2 separate regions of the Homo sapiens genome follow, and region 2 is linked to region 1. A link is an interaction called in ENCODE POLR2A ChIA-PET data of the cell type or tissue named here. Cell type or tissue: OCI-LY7. All regions are shown on one strand.

Evidence for each region. Peaks named below come from ENCODE experiments on the same cell type or tissue, not always from the same donor. Only the 100,000 strongest peaks of a DNase experiment are listed, where the experiment ranks them.
Region 2: POLR2A ChIA-PET joins it to region 1 with 6 read pairs; 2 of 35 experiments call an interaction of 5 or more read pairs at or near these places.

The regions. Positions count from the first base shown.
Region 1 is chr1:17,542,987-17,546,986 of GRCh38, reverse strand. All of the region lies in intron 1 of ARHGEF10L (Rho guanine nucleotide exchange factor 10 like), which reads right to left. Among named protein-coding and RNA genes, the nearest start is that of ARHGEF10L, 5.3 kb to the right of the region's middle. In OCI-LY7, no CTCF peak of the experiment used is centred here; no DNase peak of the experiment used is centred here.
Region 2 is chr1:17,139,451-17,143,450 of GRCh38, reverse strand. No RefSeq gene overlaps it. Among named protein-coding and RNA genes, the nearest start is that of PADI2, 22 kb to the right of the region's middle. In OCI-LY7, no CTCF peak of the experiment used is centred here; a DNase peak (open chromatin) is centred at 1,920; H3K4me3 peaks cover 843 bases; H3K27ac peaks cover 592 bases.

The DNA of each region.
Region 1 (4,000 bases):
AACTCTTGGTTGCTCAACCCTGGGCAAGTTCAATGGAGGCAAAACAGAGATAATGATGCACCCCACCTCTTGGAGTAGCTGAGAACTGAGAAAGCTCCCACGAGCCATGCACTACCAAGGTGCCTGCCACTCTGCAATTATGAGCCATTAGTATTAGCTCTTTCCTGACACCAGGCCTAGGGAGCCCGTGTGGGTACCAGAATTCTATTCTCATCCTTGCCCCTGAGCCACAAGGTAACAAACCCAGCTATGACCAGACTGGGCCTTGCCAACACTGAATTAAAAAAACATACATTAACTCCGAACTAAGAAAGGCAAAGTGTGCTGAGATTCCAGGCATGTGATGAATCTCTCCCTCCCCTCCTCAAAGGGAAAAGGAAAACCGCATAAAGGAGGGGAGCACGGGACTGCAGAAAGATCTCAGGGCCTGCCGGGTTCAAATCCTGCCACTTACAAACACAGTGCCCTTGGATAAGTCTCTGAGACTCAATTTCCTCATCGATAAGATCGGAAAATAGGACGTACTTGCAGGATCGGCATGGAAATTAAATGAATTGATGCATGAAAAATATCTGGCACCTATAGGCATAAAGTCAAAATCAGTTGCCTTTAAGCAAACAAGTTCTCAATTATCTGCCTAAATGAAGGACAGAAGCAGCTTTTCTGGTATCAATTAGCAATGGGGGGAGAACAGGAGACCCCTCTTCCCAATTAAGTTTTGTGCTTGATATTAACATGGATTTTTTTTGAGAATCCACCAGCCACAGATGCAGGGGCTGGAAGACCAGCAAGCTTCAGGGACAGCAGGAAACTACCAAGAAACCTCAAAGATTTTTAGGGAAGCAGGGTGATCCACACAGCACAAGGCCCCTGACAGGTGAGGTTTGTCAGATTTCCTTTGCTGGCACCCAGATGATGCTGTGCCTCCTGACTTGAGGAAGGTTCAATGCTTCCCCTACTCTGTTTCAAGCCCTGCAGACTTTTGATTCACCTGACACCAGAGCCAGACTGAACTCTCAATAATTCATGCCTCTGAGCCTTTGCACATGCCATTCCTTCTGGGTGGAGAAAACACACATTAACTCCCCTGGGTAGAAGGAGCAGCATGTGCAAAGGTTCAGAGGCATGAATTGTTCCCCTCTCCCTACCCCATTCCCCTGCTACACTCCGCACATCCCTCCACTGTATGTAACATGTGCACATGTCCATCTTCCAACCAGAGATCACAGGATGTACAAGAGCAACCGTCTGCCTCTACTCTCTCATGCAGGTCCTGAATCCATATGGACAGGTCATGCCCACTGTTGCCTATGTCAGCTCTAGCCACCCATGTCCTGGACATCACAACTCCACAAGCCCCAAGCTACTTAATTTGTCCACGGTCTGTCCTCAGACACCACTGCTGCTTTTCCTCCCAGATGCCTGAGTCATCCTGAATAGGGTTACTCAATGGCAAAGTCAGCTCTCAATTAACTGAATTTCCTCCTTGTCCCATTTCCTCTCTTCCTGGTGCATGGTAACAACTCACTTGCTGGAATGGAGAGCTCCTGTGATTTGAGGGCAATTTACAACCTCTATCACCAAAGCAGGCCCTGCCCAGCAGCTGCCCCTCAGCAATGAGGACACTAAGATCAGTCCTGGAGCGCCATCACACCAAAATGTAAGTTCAAAGGGAGGGACTGAGTTGCTCATTGCTGGATTCCCAGTGGTGTGCTGGTAAACAGGCTCTTCAGGGGAAAAGATTCTGATTTGCAGTGTTTGCCAATTTCTGTGATATAAATACTCTCACTCTGGCCAATTTCAAGCTGCCAATGTGACATCACTGAATGGAGTTGAGATATGCAGTAGCACACCACTACGTACATTACACACACACCCACACCCACACTCACACCCCTTGATATGGTTTGGCTGCGTCCCCACCCAAATCTCATCTTGAATTGTAGCTCCCATAATCCCTGCATGTCATGGGAGGGACGTGGTGGGAGGTAATTGAATCACAGGGGCAGGTTTTCCCCATGCTGTTCTCATGATAGTGAATAAGTCTCCCAAGACCTGAAGGTTTTATAAAGGACAGTTCCCTTACACAGGCTCTCTCGCCTGCCACCATGTAAAATGTGCCTTTGCTCCTCCTTCGCCTTCTACCATGATTGTGAGACCTCCCCAGCCATGTGGAACTGTGAGTCCATTAAATCTCTTTTTCTTTACAAATTACCTAGTCTCAGGTATTTCTTCATAGCAGTATGAAAATAGCAGTATGAAAAAGAACTAATACACTCCCCAACGCACACACACACAAAGCAGCAAATAACCACAAAAGCACAGGTAATAATAGAATAAAATAATTAGGAAAAAAATTGAGTATTTATTACTTTATAAAATATAATTTACAGGCTGGGCATGGTGGCTCACGCCTGTAATCCCAGCACTTTGGGAGGCTGAGGTGGGCAGATCACCTGAGGTCAGGAGTTTGAGACCAGCCTGGCCCACATGGTGAAACCCCGTCTCTACTAAAAATACAAAAATTAGCCGGGAGTAGTGGTGCACGCCTGTAGTCCCAGCTACTCGGGAGGCTGAGGCATGAGAATCGCTTGAACGTGCGTGGGAGGCAGAGGTTGTAGTGAGCCGAGATCATGCCATTGCACTCCAGCCTGAGCAACAAGAGCCAAAACTCCATCTCAAAAAAAAAATTATTATATATATATATACACACATATATATGTATAAAATTTATGGCCAGTCACAGTGGCTCATAATTGTAATTCCAGCACTTTGAGAGGCTGAGGCAGGTGGACCACCTGAGGTCAGCAGTTCAAGACCAGCCTGGCCAACATAGTGAAACCCCATCTCTACTAAAATACAAAAAATTAGCCAGGTGTGGTGGCAGGCACCTGTAATCCCAGCTACTGTAATCCCAGAGGCTGAGGCAGGAGAATCACTTGAACCCAGGAGGTGGAGGTTGCAGTGAGCAGAGATCACGCCACTGCATTCCAGCCTGAGCAACAAGAGTGAAACTCCATCTCAAAAATATATAATAGCAGCCAGGCGCGGTGGCTCATGCCTGTAATCCCAGCACTTTGGGAGGCTGAGGCAGGTGGATCACCTGAGGTCAGGAGTTTGAGACCAGCCTGGCCAACATGGTAAAACCCCGTCTCTACTAAAAATACAAAAATTAGCTGGGCGTGGTGGCAGGCACCTGTAATTCCAGCTACTGAGGGGGCTGAGGCAGGAGAATCACTTGAAACCAGGGGGCGGTGGTTGCAGTGAGCTAAGATTGTACCATTTCACTCCAGCCTGGGCAAAAGAGTGAGACTCCATCTCAAAAAACAAACAAACAAACAAACTATATATATATAATTTACTTAATGATGAATGTATACACTCAAAAAAAATTTTTTTTTTTGAGACGGAGTTTTACTCTTGTCCCCCAGGCTGGAGTACAATGGCACAACCTCGGCTCACTGCAACCTCCGCCTCCTGGGTTCCAGCAATTCTCCTGCCTCAGACTCCCGAGTAGCTGGGATTACAGGCATGGGCCACCACACCCAGCTAATTTTTGTATTTTTAGTAGAGATGGGGTTTCACCATGTTGGCCAGGCTAGTCTCGAACTCCCGACCTCAGGGGATCTGCCTGCCTTGGCCTCCCAAAGTGCTGGGATTACACGCATGAGCCATCGCTCCTGGCCTCAGAATTTTTTATAATGGTTGTGTTTAACAACCGGCTCATAAAATTCCTAAAATTTAGCAATCAGCTCTTATGTGTAGGTGTGAGCTGGCTCCCAACTCACCACTGCCCAGGACCCGGCAGAGGCTCTGTAAGGACCAGTCACTCCTGGGAATGTCATCAGACCAGGGTCCTGAATGAAAATGGCTCTGATGCCCTCCACTGAGGTAGAGAGAAGAAGAACTCTCTGGGACACTGCAAGGAAGGAGCTGAGCTGGGCCCAAGGTGGCACCATGGGGCGGAACAACTCTGGCACACTCAGTTGTTAAAGAGCCT
Region 2 (4,000 bases), 400 kb after region 1:
AGTATTGGCATAGATATAGAGAAACAAACACTCTCATTTGCCATTGGTGAGAAGATAAGTAGTACCATCTTTTTTTAGAAGGCTTTTTCTCAATATTGATCAAGAGACATATAAAATAGAATGATCAATCCTATACTTTGTTTTAATCTTTTCTATTGACATAATTTCAGACTTACAGAAAAACTGCAACAATAATACAAAGAATTCCCAGATACCCTACCCATCATCCACATCACCTAGATTCCCCAAATATCATCTTACTACACTAGGATTCTCCCTCTCCCTCTCTCTCTGTTTCTCTCTCTCTTCCCAAAATATATATATATACACTCACACATGTATGTATCTGTGTGTGTATATATACACATATGGATATATGTACATACATACACATACATATGGATATATGTACATATGTATGCATACATACGTATATGTGTGTATATATACACACATGTGCATATATAATAGTTTTATACTTTTATACTACATATGTATATATTTTTCTGAACCACTTAGTGGCAAATTGCAGGCATGATATTCTTTACCATAAATACTTGAGTGTATATTTCCTAAAAGTATGGAATTATCTTAGATAACCAAAGTACAAGAATCAAAGTCAGGAATTAACACTGATACAATACTACTATCTAATCCACAGATCTCCTTGGGATCTCACCAATTGTCAACATGGTGCCCGTTTTAGCAAAAGTAAATCCAATATCATATATTGCCTCCAATCATTATGTCTCTGTAGTTTCTTTTAATGTGGAACAGTTCCTCAGTTGTCTGTTTCATGACTTTGTCATTTTTGGAATCCAGGCAAGTTATTTTATAGAATGTCCCTGAGTTTGAGTTTGGTAGATTCATTCTGGCATAAACACTTTTGTCTTACTCTTCCCTCTGCCTGGAATATTGGTTTCTTGGCTTTTCAAGCTGCTTTCTTCTCCTCCTCCTTTGAGTCTCCCTTCAAATATCACCCCTTCCAAAGAGCCTTCCTACTAAATAGAATTACAGTCAATTCTCAGAAAAAAAAAATTGGCCAAATGATCAAGAAATGTGATGTTTTAGACCAGGGGTCGGCAACTACCGTGAATGAACTAAGAATGGTTTTTACATTTTTTTTTAATGGTTGGAGAAAAAAAACTGAAAGAAGAAAATCTTGTGACATTCTCATGAAAATTAAATGAAATTCAGTTTTAGTGTCCACAAATAAAGTTTTATGGGGACACAGCCAGGCCCGTGTGTTACATTTATCTGGGCTGCTTTCCTGCTACAATGGCAGAGCTCAGTAGTAGGCACCGAGAGTCACTGCTCTCATCTCTTTGTGTGGCTGCTCAGCACACTACGAACCACATGCCACAGCTCCAAGTCGACAGCATGCACATCGCTGTGGGGCAGTATTTTCTTTTTTTATAACCAGTGCATACACGTCATGTCAAAACAAGAAGAGTGGACTTCCAATGTTGTACTTTTTAAAAATACATGATAATCATGTGGCAAAATACACGCAACATAAAATTTACCATCTTCTCTATTTTTAACTAGATAGCTCAGCAGCGTTCGGTACATTCACGTCATTGTGCAACCATCAATGCCATCCGTCTCCAGAACTCTTTTCATTTTGAAAAACTGAAACCCTTTACCCATTAAACAAGAACTCCCCATTCTCCCCTCTCCTCCAGCCCCAGGCAACTACCATTCCACTGTCAAAAAATAACATTTCAATGAATTGAGTTGACTCATTGGCTTTTATTATTGATTCATTAATTAGGCAGCATCCCATTGATGAAATAGAAAAAGACATCCCAATGAGAAGAGGGGGTTGTCTTTGGGGGCACAAAGTGGCAGAAGGGGAACAGAAACAAGGAACAAAGAGTAGACTGGGCATTTCAAAGTTACTTTTCTTGTAGGATGAAAGCAGAGGGGACTTCCTTATCACATCAGCTCAGGTTGACTGGGACCTTCTCTGCTGGTTGCTGTAAATCTGTTTGTTTTTTTTAAAGCTGACTGTTTTAAGGGTCAGTTTGATTACGTGGCACCTAACATGAGTGACTCCACTCTGGGGTCTAGTACAGGAGCTTAGTCCAAAACAATGGCCTCCAGTAAATTTTATTTCACCCTACTTTCTGTCTCTATGATTTTGACTAGTCTAAGTACCTCATAGAAGTAGAATTCTATGATATCTATCCTTTGGTGACTGGCTTATTTCATTGAGCATGATGTCCTCAAGGTTCATCTACATCATACCATGTGTCAGAATTCCCTTCCTTCCTTTCTTTTTTTTTTTTTTTTGAGATAGAGTCTCGCTCTGCCCCCCAGGCTGGAGTGCAATGACACAATCTCGGCTCACTGCAACCTCCGCCTGCCAGGTTCATACGATTCTCGTGCCTCAGCCTCCGAAGTAGCTGGGGTTACAGGTGTGTGACACCACACCCAGCTAATTTTCTGTCTTTTTTTTTAGTAGAGATGGGGTTTCACCATGTTGGCCAGGCTGGTGTCAAACTCCTGGCCTCATGTGATCCACCCGCCTCAGCCTCCTGAAGTGTTGGCCACTGCTTCCAGCCATTCCTTCCTTTTTAAGGCTGAATAATATTCTATGTATGCATATACCACATTTTGTTTATCTATTTATCCATCAATGGTGGAGTGTCACATTTTTAAGGCCCAGCGAAGTGTGCATTATTTTGTTATCCAGTTAGATAGCAAGACATTGTGCTTATTAGGCAATGACACTGCATCTGTGCCAAAAGATTTTAATACATGTCTCGCTCCATAATATCTAAAATATTTACTCTCTGGCTGTTTATAGAAAAAGTTGGCCAACCCAATTCTTGTTTTACCCTGGCTTCATAGCAGTCATGGAACTGGACCTGTAGTCCCACTTAGTTGCATGCCAACAAATACCAACTCAAATGCTCAAACTTTTATCTGAAACTTTGTGTGGGCTTCCCTGCAAATGCACTTGACTGTTTCCTCCCAGCTTTTCCCGTTCAAACCTGACTCAGAACCACCCCTAACCCCCATCTCCACCCACAAGCCAGGCCTGTTGCTATGGTTTGAATATTTGTCTCTTCCAAAACTCATGTTGAAATTTAATCCCCAATGTGGCTGTACTGAGAGGTGGGGCCCTTAAGAGGTGATTGGGTCATGAGGGCTCTGCCCTTATGAATGGGTTAATCCAGTCATGGATTAGTGAATTAATGGGTTAATAGGTAACCCATCAATTGATCCATTAAGTGATCATGGGAGAGGAACTGGTGGCTTTATAAGAAAAGCAAGAGAGGGCTGAGCTAGCCTGTGAGCACTCAGCTTCTTCACCAGCTGATGTCCTGCACCACTATGGGACTCTGCAGAGAGTCATCAGCAGCAAGAAGGACCTCACCAGATGCAGCCCCTTGGCAATGGACGTCTCAGCCTCCATAACTGTAAGAAATAAATTCCTTTCTTTGTAAATTATCCAGATTCAGGTATTCTGTTATAAGAAACAGAAAACAGACTAAGACACCTGTCCTTTCTTGCCCAAACAGTCTTTCTGTAAATACTTCCTGATGCCTCTTCTGTACCCAGCCCTTGGGAAGTTGACATGAGAGGCAGGGTGATACTTATGCACCCAGACCTGTCCCCCTGCCTTCCCCACCCACATGCTCAGCACCTTCCTGAAATTAATCATAGAATCTTCAGATTACATGATCTGAAGTGCTCAGACTCTGCAGAAGGTGTGAATTATACAAGCTCTGAGCTTTTAAGTTCTCTTAAGCTTTTTGTTTCTTTTTCTTTTTTTCCTTTTTATTTATTTATTTATTTATTTATTTATTTATTTGAGATAGAGTCTCACTCCCTCTGTTGCCCAGGCTGGAGTGCAGTGACATGACCTTGGCTCACTGCAACCTCCACCTCCCCGGTTCAAACGACTCACATGCCTCAACCTCCCAAGTAGGTGGGACTACAGCCATGTGCCACCATGCCTGGCTAATTTTTGTTTTTTTAGTAGAGATGG